Linked DNA regions of Homo sapiens: region 1 is linked to region 2. The links are chromatin loops, found by intact Hi-C in ENCODE. Cell type or tissue: ovary. All regions are shown on one strand.

What was found. A loop is a pair of places that touch in the nucleus more often than their neighbours do. Peaks named below come from ENCODE experiments on the same cell type or tissue, not always from the same donor. Only the 100,000 strongest peaks of a DNase experiment are listed, where the experiment ranks them.
Region 1: it touches region 2 in a loop (4-fold over the local background); 1 of 110 quality-filtered maps calls a loop at or near these places.

What each region holds. Positions count from the first base shown.
Region 1 is chr7:70,786,283-70,794,282 of GRCh38, forward strand. It overlaps AUTS2 (activator of transcription and developmental regulator AUTS2), which reads left to right. Exons shown (of 19, transcript NM_015570.4): 18 at 927-1,149; 19 at 3,466-7,224. The coding sequence ends at 4,714. Among named protein-coding and RNA genes, the nearest start is that of GALNT17, 340 kb to the right of the region's middle. In ovary, no CTCF peak of the experiment used is centred here; a DNase peak (open chromatin) is centred at 4,189.
Region 2 is chr7:70,201,795-70,209,794 of GRCh38, forward strand. The region is part of intron 4 of AUTS2 (activator of transcription and developmental regulator AUTS2); the gene reads left to right. Among named protein-coding and RNA genes, the nearest start is that of AUTS2, 610 kb to the left of the region's middle. In ovary, no CTCF peak of the experiment used is centred here; no DNase peak of the experiment used is centred here.

The DNA of each region.
Region 1 (8,000 bases), 580 kb after region 2:
CAGAAAGTTTACTCAAGTGCGGAGTTTCATCCACATCCCATCTCTGCTCTCCAAGATTTTGGCTGCAGCTCACATTACAAGTGAAAGCAATAGTTACAGCAATTGTTACATTTCATCTTGCCCGTGGCATTCGTGGAATTGAAAAAAGCACAATGAAAAATAGCAGGAAGACACCACCAGGCTGCGACACCACCAGGCTTGGGATAATCAAGATTTGGCACCATTTTATTCTCCATCATCTAGGAGGACTCTGCAGCTTTCTACTATTAAAAAAGCCCATCTCGATTAGGAGAAGAATTACAACCCCATCTCACGTTCTAAACATTAGTGTTTAGTCGCTGAATATGCAAATTATTTTCTTTCATGCTACATACCATATATTCCGGGTACAGGAAGAGCTAAAACGTGTCTCTGAGCATACCGTCACAGGTCGGTCTTTATTTAAAACACAGGAAGGAGACCTGTGTGTCTGGTGAGGGCAAGGTCCTGTCTGGTCTCTGGTGACACTTGAGAGGGCCACGGTGGGTAGAGGAGACAGTGACTTCTACTGTGAATCAATTTAGAATTGTTAATCCAAATCCCACCATCATAACACACCCTTCTGCATGCCTGGAACTTCTGCATGCACCAGATACGTTGAATTAGGTCATCTCAGTACCCATTTGGTCCCTTTTCCTTTTTAACTTCCCCTGTCCCCACCTTTGCTTTTGGTTTTAAAAAGAAAAAAAAAAGCTGTGAGCTACCTCTCCAGTGTAGGACAAGACTTCCTCTAATGAATTTGTTAATCTCCTTTCCTTTTCCAGCTCCCAATAATATGTATTCATTTTAACTCTGAATGCTGTTAAAAGTTTTTTGGTAAGTACCTTCATTACAGCAGATTATATAATTTCTCTTAAACCTTTTTGTTCTCCACTTCACCATTTCAGCACCCAACTCAATGTTCGGCCACAAGGATGGCCCCAGTGTGCAGAACTTTAGCAACCCTCACGAACCCTGGAACCGGCTGCACCGAACGCCTCCGTCGTTCCCGACCCCTCCGCCCTGGCTGAAGCCAGGGGAGCTGGAGCGCAGCGCGTCCGCTGCAGCTCATGACAGAGATAGAGATGTAGATAAACGAGACTCATCTGTTAGTAAAGATGACAAAGAAAGGTACGGAAAGAAACCGCTCTCGAGTCCCCACGGGGGAGCCTGCTCTATGCCAAGTACCAGTGGAACTGGCCGCCCACCCTCCCTGTCCCAGCCTCGTGCTTTAGCCGCCCCGGTAGCCTCAGCTCCTCCCCACAGCCAGTGCCCGCAGCCCCTCGCAGTCCCCATGGCCCATAGCATATGGTGACCGTAGGAGATAGCAGAGCTAGCGACAGATTCCTGTCTCAGTCGCAGTTATACATCAGCACGTCCCAAGTCCCTGTTAGCGTGTCCAAACAGAAGTCTTTCTCTAGAAGACAGGGAGTTGGAGCTTCGGGCCAGACACACACAGCATGAATCAATTCCATATTTGCTTTCAAGTCCGTGCAGTCCATTTAACCATCCATAGGTTTTTCTCGCTCTTTTCCTCTTTTTGTTTTCTTTTAGAAAGCCATGTTTGCATTGCCTCATCATATTTTTCTCAAATTTTGTTCAAACTCAAAGCCTGGGGCTCACAGATGACTAATAAAATTTTACTCACATAGATGTAGAGAAACGTCGACAAGCAGTTTTGGTTTGGTTTTGGTTTCACTAGTGGATAATTTTGTTAACCGTTGTCTCTGCACTTGGTAACCCATGCCTAAAAAAAAAAGTAGCGTTAAACAGGGAATGTCTTGGAGTTTTTTTTCCAAAGAATATCGTAACGCATTCTTGACAAAAATGTCTTTTTTTTTTTCTTTCTTTAGGCTATTTATTTTCACTTTAAATGAACTGATAAGGAATGCACAAATATGCTTGACAGAAAATACCTAATCCCAATTTCCTTGCAGTATTTAAGATTCAAATTTGATCCGAATCTTTAATGTTTCTTTTCTTTGTATACCGTGTATGTATGTGTGTGTGTATATCCTAGTAATTTCAAAGAAAGAATTCAACTTTGCAGGCTCTAAATGGGGCAGATTAGTAGATACTCATCAGAGGCCATCATGCTGACTGATAAAAGAAAAACAAATTTTCCTTCAAGGCAGTATGATAACAATCTCTTAACCACTGGGAGGAATGTTTATGACATTCATCTCTGAGCTGTGAACTGCCAAAATGAGGCACGCCTAGCAACATAACCTGGCCGACCCTAGGCCGCGAGCTCTCTGTACACAGCCTGTCACTAGGTGCAATGCAGGATGTGGCCACCAGCCCTTTGCGTGTTTTTCTGGATGGCGTCAAAATGGCCTCTTGGATTAAAGTCAGGAAGCTTAATAAATAAAATATACTCTTCTTCCATCCTTCCCTTAAAAGTTATTCTTCTTCTCTGCATGTGGGCAAGAAACAGCCCTTATAGGGGAGCCTCCTGAATACTCTGTGGTCCTCTGATCCTTGCACACCAGCACCAAGCCAGCATGGCAGCCTGCTGCTCTCCTCAACTTTGCCATATCTGTCTTGGCACCATCCGTAAGACCTGCCTGGTCTTAGTTTTAACTCAAGTTTTACCTTATTGTCATTCCATTTGTTTTTGCATTTTCTGCCCAATACTCTTGAGCCCCCATCCAAGACAGGTCTCTAAAATTCTTGTCTCGTGTTTTCACTCACAGCTGCTCTCTAAAATTGTTTTCAATGTCCCCATGAGGTTTCGTGTTTAGGGACCTGCTTTTCCTACTGCCTTCCCTCCGTCTTCTCATCAGACTTTGGCTTTCTTATCCCATCTGGTGCACAAGTGCTCTTTGCAACCCAAAAGTCCTCCAACTGTGGCTTCCTTTTGAGCCTTTCTCACGTGCTGTGTCTTGGAGATGGCTCTGTATCCACGTTCTTTGCTCTGAAACTGGTCACTTGTCCTTGTAAGGAGCAAGAGACTTCTGTGACACTGATGTTGAACCCTTTCTTCCACTGGTTCAGTGTTGCAAAGTTGGAAGAAAAGTGATACTGGGCGTTGGGCTCTTAAAACGTGATTCTTTACACTAGATGATCCCGGGAGTCCAGACAGTCGGGCTGGATTGCCACATCATTGCCTTATTGACCACATGCAGCCATCTTGGCTTTCTGGAAGCTCTTCTTCTGTGCTCTTGGTTGAGGCTCTTAACATGCAGAGAGATTCTTGCTCCCAGCAGACTCCCCCTCACCCTCATCCCTGGTCCATCTCCCCCATTAAGCTTCCTCTAAAATCTAGGTAAGTAGGATAAGGGTGGCTGGCTCTGCCCTGTCCAGGGCACGGCTGCTGCCTTGGCGACCATGGGAAGCAGCCCCCAGCCTGTCCTCTTCACACCACCATTTCACCCGCAGCCCCTGGCCCGGCCGACTCGCCCCTTTCATTTCATCTGCGTCCTTGTCTTCCCCTCTCTCCCCCAGGGAAAGCGTCGAGAAGAGACACTCCAGCCACCCTTCACCAGCACCTGTCCTCCCGGTGAATGCCCTGGGACATACCCGCAGCTCCACTGAACAGATCCGGGCTCATCTGAACACTGAGGCTCGGGAGAAGGACAAACCCAAAGAGAGGGAGAGAGACCACTCGGAATCCCGCAAGGACCTGGCCGCCGACGAGCACAAGGCGAAAGAGGGCCACCTGCCCGAGAAGGACGGGCACGGCCACGAGGGGCGCGCCGCGGGCGAAGAGGCCAAGCAGCTGGCCCGGGTGCCGTCTCCCTACGTGCGGACCCCGGTGGTGGAGAGTGCCAGGCCCAACAGCACCTCGAGCCGGGAGGCCGAGCCGCGCAAGGGTGAGCCGGCCTACGAGAACCCCAAGAAGAGCTCCGAGGTCAAGGTGAAGGAGGAGCGGAAGGAAGACCATGACCTGCCTCCAGAGGCCCCGCAGACCCACCGGGCCTCGGAGCCGCCGCCTCCCAACTCCTCGTCCAGCGTGCACCCGGGGCCCCTGGCCTCGATGCCCATGACGGTGGGGGTGACGGGCATTCACCCCATGAACAGCATCAGCAGCCTGGACAGGACTCGCATGATGACCCCCTTCATGGGCATCAGCCCCCTCCCGGGCGGAGAGCGCTTCCCGTACCCTTCTTTCCACTGGGACCCCATCCGGGACCCCTTGAGGGATCCTTACCGAGAACTTGACATTCACCGGAGAGACCCGCTGGGCAGGGACTTCCTGCTAAGGAACGACCCGCTCCACCGGCTCTCGACTCCCCGGCTGTACGAAGCCGACCGCTCCTTCAGGGACCGGGAGCCTCACGACTACAGCCACCACCACCACCACCACCACCACCCGCTGTCTGTGGACCCTCGGCGGGAGCACGAGCGGGGAGGCCACCTGGACGAGCGGGAGCGCTTGCACATGCTCAGAGAAGACTACGAGCACACGCGGCTCCACTCCGTGCACCCCGCCTCCCTCGACGGACACCTCCCCCACCCCAGCCTCATCACCCCGGGACTCCCCAGCATGCACTATCCCCGCATCAGCCCCACCGCGGGCAACCAGAACGGACTCCTCAACAAGACCCCTCCGACAGCAGCGCTGAGCGCACCTCCCCCGCTCATCTCCACGCTGGGGGGCCGCCCGGTCTCTCCCAGAAGGACGACTCCTCTGTCCGCAGAGATAAGGGAGAGGCCCCCTTCCCACACGCTGAAGGATATCGAGGCCCGATAAGCCGAGAACAGGAGCAAGAACGAGGAAGAAGAAACCCTAGGCAGACACCAGGCCAGGCTTGAGAGACAGAACTCCTGCATGGCTCACACAGACTGGGGGGGAAAGCCCCACCCCTTCCCCTTGTAAAAAATGTATAGACTCAGTGCACATTTTGAAATGTTTTGTATATTATATGTTGAGATTTTTCAGATCTTTTAGCCCAGTCATATGTTCTCACGTCTCCTACTTTTTGTTTCTCGTATAAAACTTTTTGATTTGAACCAAAACAGTGAAGATGACAACACACACCAATTGGATGATAATTGTAGCGGGGGCGGTGGGGGGGAGAAGTCCACGCCATCCATCATGCAAAATTCTTTCAGATGAGGTGGGAAGGCCGTGTACATAGTTATGTAAAAAGAGATTGCTTCATGAGCTAATGGTTCATATATGCAAAAGGGTAAGATGAAAGCTTTACTTTGTACAAATGTAAATAGATAAAGTAACATAATACATTAATACTTCTTAAAATGTGCTATTTGCAAACTTACTTAATATCAGTGAACACAGTCGGCTAAAGCTGTGTTCCCATATATTGTTATAGACAGCTAAACCCTTCAACTATGCAATGAATGTTCGGGCTTTTCACAAAAGCCCGCCTAACTCAAAGGAGCCTTTTCAAATCCATTTACAGCATACTTAAGGTCATATTTTCCCTGAACAAGCGCTTACGTGATATGACTCTGTTTTCCTTGCTTGTTTTTTTTCAAACGGAGAAACATCCTGTTTTGCAAATTGGACCCCAGGCTGGAACTTAGCATCTGAAGTTGCCGCTTGTGGGCTCTGGGGGAAAGTGTAGCCCCGGAGAGGTAACTGAGGACATGAGCAACCAGTGCCAGGGAGGGTGGGATTTGCCAGATGCCAAAATCAGGGGACGGGTGGTGGTGTCTGTCAGACACACACAGGTCGCCAGTGACTTCACACACACCTCATGTGAGAACCATGCCTTTTTTAGTGTGTCCTATTTCATACCTGTACACACTTCCTCGTTTTGTAATGAGATTTACTTACACCCAAACAGATCCTGAAAGAAAGCTTCAAGTTTTCTCAGATGATGGATATGTTTTCACTGTATTCAATAACTGACGGATGTAAGGTGCACGTTTCCTGATGTGACGCACTGTATTCCAGCTGGTGATCAAGTCTGGGAACAGCCGTAACAGGTCAACCTTGTGGAGCCATCGCGAGTTAGAGGGTGAAAGATGGCAGAAAAAAAAGTCTTGTGTGTGAGTGTGTTTTTTGAGTTTGCATCAATCTTAATGTCTCTTCATAATACTTTTATAATACATTAAGCCTCTTGTCTACATATTTGGAGAGAATATGACTTTACTAGCAGAGAAATACAATATATCTTGTCTACTGGACTGTAAAATATATGTATGAAATAAAATTAGTTCCATTTGGTCTTCTAGTATATTAAAGTGCTATCTGACGTTGTTATCCTGTTTTTGCAAAAAAAAAAAAAAAAAAAAGTTAACTACAGACCATTGTTTCTAATAAGCAGAGAGATCTATTTTAGTAGTAAACTGAAGGTTTAGTTGTGAGCTTCAGATTTTGTGAACTCCAGATGTTGTGCGGTGTTTTTTTTTTTTTTTAAGACAACAACTAAAAAAAATGCAAGGAATATGTACACTGGAACTGTAGTGGTAGCTTTCAGTATTGTAAAGAGATTGTTCTATACGGACCTTTTTGCTGTTTATCCTGTATGTAATAAAGTCCTTTCTAGATCCTATGTGAAAAGAAAAGTGAAGCAACTGAATCTTCAGCATGTTCTCATCGGCGGAGCCTTCTTGTGTAATGTAAACTGTGCCATGTTATTAAAAAATGTGAACTAAGCTTCCAGCTGCTTGTTTGTGTGAGGTGACCATCATTACCTTAGGGAAGAAGCCATACCTGTACAAGACCGGGCTCTTGAAAAGAAACACCTCGAACCCAGCCCGTGTAAGAACAGAAGGCTCACCTGCAGTGGCTGACCACCCTACCCAACTCGGTTAGTGTCTCACCAATTTGTTACTATAAACATTTGCACCCCACACAGTCGCTTGTGGTTTGTTTTTTGAGGAGGGGGGGTTCTGTTAGTTTTTCGTATGTCCAAGATACTGTAAAAGGTACTTCTGGATTTTGTAGACGTGTGTACAGTGTGGGCCACGTTAGCCAGTTGTTTGTGCCTGGCTACTTCAAAACTCAGCGAAAGTGTTTGCTTTTCCAGCAGTGATGAGAATTCTGACCTAGGGCCTGTGACAACAGTTTTTGCTTGCTCGTTGTATTGCATTTCAATCTGTGGACTCGGTCAGTCATATGTTACTTAAGACCTTCCAGATTTTTTTTTCCTGTCTTAGCTTTTTCTCTCTTTTAATTACGTGGTGTAGTCCTCATCAGTTTGCAGTCTCCCTGTCCTCTAAAATCTGTTTTGTTTTTTTCCATGATGTTAAAAAAACAAAAAAATGTTAAATTTTCTTATACCGACCTGATGAAATTGCTATTTGGATGAGATTATTTGCATGGGTGTTTGTATGTTACTAGGGAAAAAGTAAAAGCAGTTCAAGTTAGCAAGATCTGGGTAGCTGCTGAATGGGAATCAGAATAGAAATGTTCAGAAATTAGCGGGGGGGCAGATCTGTGGTTGGCGAGTGCTGTGGACTCCCGTGGTTTCACAGGGGCATCTGAGAAGTGCATCCAAGGCACTGGAAAAGTCAGTCCAGGGCGAGAAAAGGGCACTGAGAAGTCGGTCCGGTTGCAGACATCCGCTAATCTGGGCAGAGCAGTGACTTCTTGAATAAAAGCCCATTTCACACAGCCCTGTTTTCCTACGTTAATAACTGACTCCAAACTGGAAAAAATAAGGAAGAAAAACCCAGTGGATTGGAAAACACGATAAACACTGTGTTTTTCCACATCAGGCACTTCTCAGGCCCCTGCAGACAGTAGCAGTGGCGCCTTGCTTTGCTATTTTTCACTGCTCCAATTGTACACCTATTTTGACGTCGCCATCTGCAATGTCAGAACGTAGGAGAGTCAAGCTCTCAAATCAGCCACGGTATCTAATCCCCAGGGCTTCATTCATCTCACCCTTTGCATATTTTCCCCCTAATTACGCTCAGCTCCTCGGCACTGATGGGTACCAGCACCAATTTGATTTCCTGCTAACCTATAGATGCTCTAATTATCTCCCCCATCTTTGACTGACAATGATCTTGTTACCTTCTAATGGTACATGACAGGTAAAATAGCGAATATAATGATGCAA
Region 2 (8,000 bases):
ATCCCCATCAAGCTACCAATGACTTTCTTCACAGAATTGGAAAAAACTACTTTAAAGTTCATATGGAACCAAAAAAGAGCCCGCATTGCCAAGTCAATCCTAAGCCAAAAGAACAAAGCTGGAGGCATCACACTACCTGACTTCAAACTATACTACAAGGCTACAGTAACCAAAACAGCATGGTACTGGTACCAAAACAGAGACATAGATCAATGGAACAGAACAGAGCCCTCAGAAATAATGCCGCATATCTACAACTATCTGATCTTTGACAAACCTGAGAAAAACAAGCAATGGGGAAAGGATTCCCTATTTAATAAATGGTGCTGGGAAAACTGGCTAGCCATATGTAGAAAGCTGAAACTGGATCCCTTCCTTACACCTTATACAAAAATCAATTCAAGATGGATTAAAGATTTAAACGTTAAACCTAAAACCATAAAAACCCTAGAAGAAAACCTAGGCATTACCATTCAGGACATAGGCGTGGGCAAGGACTTCATGTCCAAAACACCAAAAGCAATGGCAACAAAAGACAAAATTGACAAATGGGATCTAATTAAACTAAAGAGCTTCTGCACAGCAAAAGAAACTACCATCAGAGTGAACAGGCAACCTACAACATGGGAGAAAATTTTCGCAACCTACTCATCTGACAAAGGGCTAATATCCAGAATCTACAATGAACTCAAACAAATTTACAAGAAAAAAACAAACAACCCCATCAAAAAGTGGGCGAAGGACATGAACAGACACTTCTCAAAAGAAGACATTTATGCAGCCAAAAAACACATGAAGAAATGCTCATCATCACTGGCCATCAGAGAAATGCAAATCAAAACCACTATGAGATATCATCTCACACCAGTTAGAATGGCAATCATTAAAAAGTCAGGAAACAACAGGTGCTGGAGAGGATGCGGAGAAATAGGAACACTTTTACACTGTTGGTGGGACTGTAAACTAGTTCAACCATTGTGGAAGTCAGTGTGGCGATTCCTCAGGGATCTAGAACTAGAAATACCATTTGACCCAGCCATCCCATTACTGGGTATATACCCAAATGAGTATAAATCATGCTGCTATAAAGACACATGCACACATATGTTTATTGCGGCACTATTCACAATAGCAAAGACTTGGAACCAACCCAAATGTCCAACAATGATAGACTGGATTAAGAAAATGTGGCACATATACACCATGGAATACTATGCAGCCATAAAAAATGATGAGTTCATATCCTTTGTAGGGACATGGATGAAATTGGAAACCATCTCTCAGTAAACTATCGCAAGAACAAAAAACCAAACACCGCATATTCTCACTCATAGGTGGGAATTGAACAATGAGATCACATGGACACAGGAAGGGGAATATCACACTCTGGGGACTGTGGTGGGGTCGGGGGAGGGGGGAGGGATAGCATTGGGAGATATACCTAATGCTAGATGACACATTAGTGGGTGCAGCGCACCAGCATGGCACATGTATACATATGTAACTAACCTGCACAATGTGCACATGTACCCTAAAACTTAGAGTATAATAAAAAAAAAAAAAAAAAAGAAGTTTACGGATAAAAGAATGAGAAGTAGACTGACATTGTACTTTTCATTAACGTGTTGAATGCCTAAAGAATGGAAGGAAAATAAGCTTAAAATTTTGAATCTATGATAAAGAAAACTATTGATTAACCATATGCATATTTGACATTAAAATAATTCATAATTAGGACTAACAGATTTCTGGCTTAAAAAATCTAACAATTACTTTAAGAAGCAAAAGACATTTCCAGAATAAAGTAGGGGGATATATAGAAAAGTTGGTACCTTTTTTAAACAGAGTCTTCTTTTGTAAGGAAGTAGAATTTATTCATCAAAGGAGATTTATGAAAAGTATGGTGGTATAGTGAGTGGCCTCACTAGTTTTAATGATTGATATTTGAATATAGCTTAGTCTTATAACAACTCCCCAAATAAAAATTTAAAATTCATTTGTATCCCTTTGATTTTCAGTGCTAAAAACTAGATTGTGAATGTCAAGGAAATATTTAAGTTATTTCTGAACTAATGTATTTGTAGAGAGAAGAAGGGAGTGTGCACGTGATCGAGAATTATGTTTTGAAAATAAATGAATGATTGGCTATTAAAAAAATTTTTAAGCCTTAAAAAAAAAAAAAAAAGACACTGTATAAATGTTAGTTGTTTGAGCATTTTTGTATATACGTGTATGTCCACACACATATACACAACATTTTAAAATAACATCAGTTATTTTCCCTCTTTTATGTTTTTATTTTCCTAATAATTCATACCAGTGATGTAAGATAGTGGTACCCAGACCCCATAATCTAAGAGGAATTTGTTGCCATTTGAACAAGGAATGTGTTGCCTCATTCATATTTTCAAAAGGATATAAATACATTGTTGTATATCTTTAGGGGAAATATATATTCAGTATTTTAACCAGAGTTCTCACTGCTGTGTTCCCACATTGTTAATATCAGGTAGTTTGCCTAGATGTTCACAGTAGAAGTACAGGGATGTAGAAACATGGTCTTTCTTCCCAAAGAAGTCATTTTTCTTTAAAATTTGTGAAATAAATGAATTAATTGAGTCAGCCTTTAACATAGTAATCCATTTTGCATTATTCAGCTTTGATTGAAAGAGACAGAGAAAATATGTTTTGTCGGGGGGTGGGGAGAATGGGAGATAGAGATTTCTCAGAATTAACAGGGTGCTCTATAGCTCAATAAGAGGCCCTGTATATACAGCAGGATAGATTTGTAGTTAGTTAAGGAAATCTTAAGTCTAAAGGTTGTAATTCCCTTAGAATTCCTGTAAGTTAATTGTTTTTCCCCCACTGTAATGCATACCCTTGAAAGGCAGGAACCTTCTGTTTATCATTGTATCCCAAGGGCCTATCATAAGCACCTGGTAACCAATAAATGTTGAACTGATATATGAAATTTTCCTGATCTTAGAGATTAAGTATTATCCTCATGGTCTAGGGGAATAAAACATCCACACGTCCAAACCATAGTAATTCTGTTTCCATATTCTGCTATCTATGGGTTTCATTATTTTAAGTATTCTAAACTTACAGAGAGCAAGACTAATACTTTAAAATTTTATTTTGGTCTATAGGGAAAAAAAAAGGTTATTTGAGTTTGGTGACTGTGTCCATCACTTTGGTTTACCACTGAATTCACAGCAGATACTAAGAAGTATCTGCATTGTTTTGTTTGGTTTGGTTGGGTTTTTAAAACAGGGTCTTGCTGTGTCACCCAGGCTGGAGTGCAGTGGCATGATCATAGCCCACTGCAACCTCAAACCCAGAGTGAATGGATCTTCCTGCCTCAGCCTCCCAAGAAGCTGGGACTTCAGGAATGCACCATTTGTGCCTGGCTAATTTTTATTTTTTTATTTTTTGTAGACATGGGATCTCACTGTATTGCCCAGGCTGGTCTTGAACTCTTAGCCTCAGGTGACCCTCCTGCCTCTGTCTCCTGAGTAGCTGCAATCACTTAATCCTTTAATAGTCCCACCAATCTATTATTATCTCTGTTTGACAACTTATGAAACTGAGGTCAGATAGGGCAAATGCAGTCATGCACCATATAACAACGTGTCAGTCAACAACAGACCACATATATAGTGGAGATCCAATAAATTATAATAACATATTTTTACAGTACTTTTCTGTATTTAGACACACAAATACTTGCCATTATGTTACAGTACTGTACTACATAGGCAACTATGCTATTCAGTACAGTAACATGCTGTAGAGGTTTGTAGCCTAGGAGCAATAGGCTATACCATAGAGCCTAGGTGTATAGCAGACTGTACAATCTAGGTTTTTGTAAGTATACTCTATGAAGTTTGCACAGCAACGAGATCACTTAACAATACATTTCTCAGAACGTATGCCCATTGTTAAGCAAAGCGAGACTGTAATTGACCTAAGGTCACACAGTTAACAAGTAGTGAGGTTTTAAACTAAGGCCTTTGACCAGTGCTCTTGATCATTACAGAGTGGTACCAACATGGTAGCATAAGCTTTAAGAGGAGGGAAAACTTGGTTCCCGTGGCTTTATCAGGGAAGACTTCTTAGAGGAGGTAGCAGTTAAGCTAGCCCTTAAAGAATAAGTCTTATCTTGAACTGAATGTATGCTAGAGTCAGAATTATAGAGGATTAGATTCAGAATAAAAGGCCATCTGTTTCAAGTTCCTAATTTGCAGAGGAGAAAACTGGGATCTGTGAGGTTAAATAACTTGTTGTAGGACATATGGCTAATTAAGTGGCATTAGAACTGTTCTCTTCCCTCCTCTATCCTGTGTTATTCCCTGTCCCCCTCCGTTAATGCACACTAGCTCATGTTAAGTCTGTTTTTTCATCAACACTTTCTAATAAGAGTTCCTAAAAACATTTTACAGCTTGAAAGTGGAGGCTTTCTTGTGTATCTATGTATGGTGATGAGGTTAAACCAGGAAAGGGTCAGGGCAGGCATGGAAGGAGATACTAGAGATACGTGGAGACATGGAGAGACAGACCTTTTCTATCTGTTTTTTGTTTTTTTTTCCTAGCATTTTACTTTATTGTTACATCTGTTTCCTTCCATAAGTATAGATAATTGAGTGTTGAGAGAAAGGGGACAAATGAAATTCTAATGAGAAAAAAATGATTTAAAATTCCACAAAATCTATGGAATTTCAGCCTCTTAAGTAACCTGGGATGTTTTTAACTTTCACTAATGTTTATTAGCCAGTGTCCTTCCTGCCACCCACCTACAAGGATGTCTCAAGGATGAAATGAGGTCATATATGTGAATACACACTTAGGATACAACTGCCATGTATTGGCAGTCTTGTCTGTTCCCTGGGCCTACACTGTTCCTTGCCTCAAAATGTAGTACTATCAGGTAGTGTTGATGTTTCATTAGCCAAGTGGTTATATCAGATTTATGTACTGCTAAACAATTGATCTGGGACTTGGGTAAATACTCATTGGAAAAACATTTGTTGTATTCTGAGTGCTCCCTGTTAATCTTCTCCTCCTCAGATAGCAAGCTAGATCTGGGACTTAAGGTGGATTTTTTTCCTTATTTTTTTTTCCTTTGTTTTACCCAATGATTGAAAATATAAAACTAAACCTTTTTCAGTAAAGTCTGAATCAGCAGATACTTACATTACTTTGGCATAGGCTTTTTATAGACTAGCTAGAAGAATACAGTAATTAGCATATGCATTTCCTCATTAAAATGTCATTAGTGAAGGCTTTGTTCTTTTAAGGTCCTTCAAATAAGGTTTATTGCATTGCATTCCATCACTAATATTTTACCAGGAGTCAGATATCTTACTTAGGTGTGTTGAAGCAAGGGTTACTTTGGACTTTCTATAGGGTAATGACCTAAGAGCAGACCTGGACACACATAAATCTCTATGCTTACATTGGGTGGGCCCTACTTTATGTACTAGTAATAATTACCAGTCTCTTCTCACACTGTCCATTCAGAATCCTTTGGATATATAGACATTTAGCAAACCTAGACTTGTTTGAAAGAATAAACTGTTATCTGCACTAAACTGTTTTCCTTGGTTATCTTGGTAGGATTTGATTTGAAAAAAATGTATGAAGAATTAGAAGAAAAGAAATTTATAATGTACTATAATCATTTGAGATACAGTATTATGCAGGAGTAAGAATACAGGCTTTAGAATCAGACCATTGAGGATTCAAATTCTTGCTTCATCATTTACTGGTTGTGTAACTTTGTGATACTTAGCCTTTATAAACCTCAATTGTCTGAATGTAATACGGAAATATGAGTGGTCCATACCTTATAGGAATGTTTGAGAATTCAGTTAGATTATGCATGTAAAGTATTTAGCACTGCTGCCTGGAATATATGATCTATTATTACATTACCGGCTGGGCATGGTGGCTCACGCCTGTATTCCCAGCACTTTGGGAGGCCGAGGAGGGTGGATCACCTGAGCTCAAGGGTTTGAGACCAGCCTGACCAACATGGTGAAACCCCATCTCTACTAAATATAAAAAATTAGCCGGGCATGGTGGTGCATGCCTGTAATCCCAGATACTTGGGAGGCTGAGGCAGGAGAATCGCTTGAACCCAGGAGGCAGAGGTTGTAGGGAGTCGAGATTGCGCCATTGCACTCCAGCCTGGGCAACAAGAGTGAAACTCCATCTCAAAAAAAAAAAAAAAAAAAAAAACCAACAAAAAATTATCTTTATAATAGAAAAAAGGAGTGTGTGTATTTTCATATGTATTGTATCTGCTTTCTACACATCTTTGACTTAAGAAATCCTAACATGAAATTTCAAAACAAGTAAGAAGGTATTTAAGGAGTGGTCATTAATATCATTAATTGGCTTAAGGCAAACTTTCTTTAAAAAGTCACACACATGGTGTATTCAAAATAAACTACTTCACTTAATCATTTTAACATTTCTGCTATGCAGCGTGACTAGCAACTTGAAGGAGCAAGTTAGGAAATGCCTTTGATGACCCCATGACATCACTATGTTATTAAATAACTGGAAATAAACTGAAAATTATGGGATAGTCTTTAAGGCTTTCATGACATTTCAGCATTTTAGGGTTGCAGTATTCCAAGGACTTTTAGAGTAATTGCATGTCATCCTTTGTGTGTTGTGGGCAAATTTGGGTTAGCTAAAAGTTGGTCAGTTAAAAAAAATTTATATTAAGCATCTACTCTGAGCCAGGCATTGTTCTTTTTTGCTGTGAATATAGTGCTGAACAAGAACAGAAGCCTTGCTGTCAAAGACGTAACATTCCAGGGTAAGAAAATAGATAACTCATAAAGAAGGAAATGATTAATTCAGATACTTGTGAGGCTATGGAGAAGATAACCTAGGCTAACGTGATAGAGATGGGTGGTGAGGATGTGAGTTAAGGGGAGGCCTTTTGCAGGTTGTTGGGAGGAGATGCAAGTGTTCCAAGCAGAAGAAAGAAGAAGTACAAAGTCCCTGATACACTAACAATCTTGGTGTGTTCAAGGGACAGGAAAAAGGCCGGTGTGGCTGGAATTTGGTGTTCAAAGCAAGAGAGGAGAGATAAAGGAAGATGAGTCATGCAGAGCCTTTTGAAGGCTGTGGGTAAAATGTATGTTATACGGAACTTAGTTCTAAATCTAGTTGCAGTGGATTAACCTGGAGAGTGATGCAAACTGAGTTTTACTCTGGAAAAACACTGTGACTGTTGTGTGGAGAATATGCTCCCAAGTGTAGAAACTAGATCACCTTGCATGGGCCAAGAGAGATGGTGGTAGTTTAAGACTAGGATTGTAGCAGTGAAATGTAAAGTGGTTGCATTCGGACATATTTTGGATAGAGATTTGACAGGAGGTAGGTGGATTGGACATGGGATGTAAAGTAAAAAGAGGAAGCAAGGATGACTTCCAGGAGTTTAGCTTGAGCAGCTGGATGGCTGATATCATGTGTAGGCATAGGGAAAGGTTGTATGAGGAAGAATTTATAGGGTGTGAGGGTGTGAAGCAGGGAATAATTTTGTTTTGACATGTTATGAAAGAAATGCCAATTGACGGCTAAGAAAAGATGTCATCTGGGCAGGTAAAGAATCTAGGAGATTGGGAAAATGTCCAGCGTGGAGGTATAAATGTGAAAACCATCAGCATATGGGATTGAAAGCTATGGGGCTGTTTGGATTCCCTAGGAAGAGAATATAAATAAAGAAGGGGGCTGAGAACAGAGTCTCATTTATAATATCCTGATAAGGAAGAAGACCCAGTGAAGGAGATGAAGAAGGAGAAGCCAGTGATGTAACACAAGCATGGATCATGGCAAAAGAGAAAAAGGTGTTTCATAAACAAGGATGCTTGGTATGGCCACCTGTGTCAGTACTGTGAAGTTGAATATGATCAGGACAAATAATATTAATTGGGGCTTTATATTTCTCCTTTACTACAACCGATTAATGAAACAAAAAATTA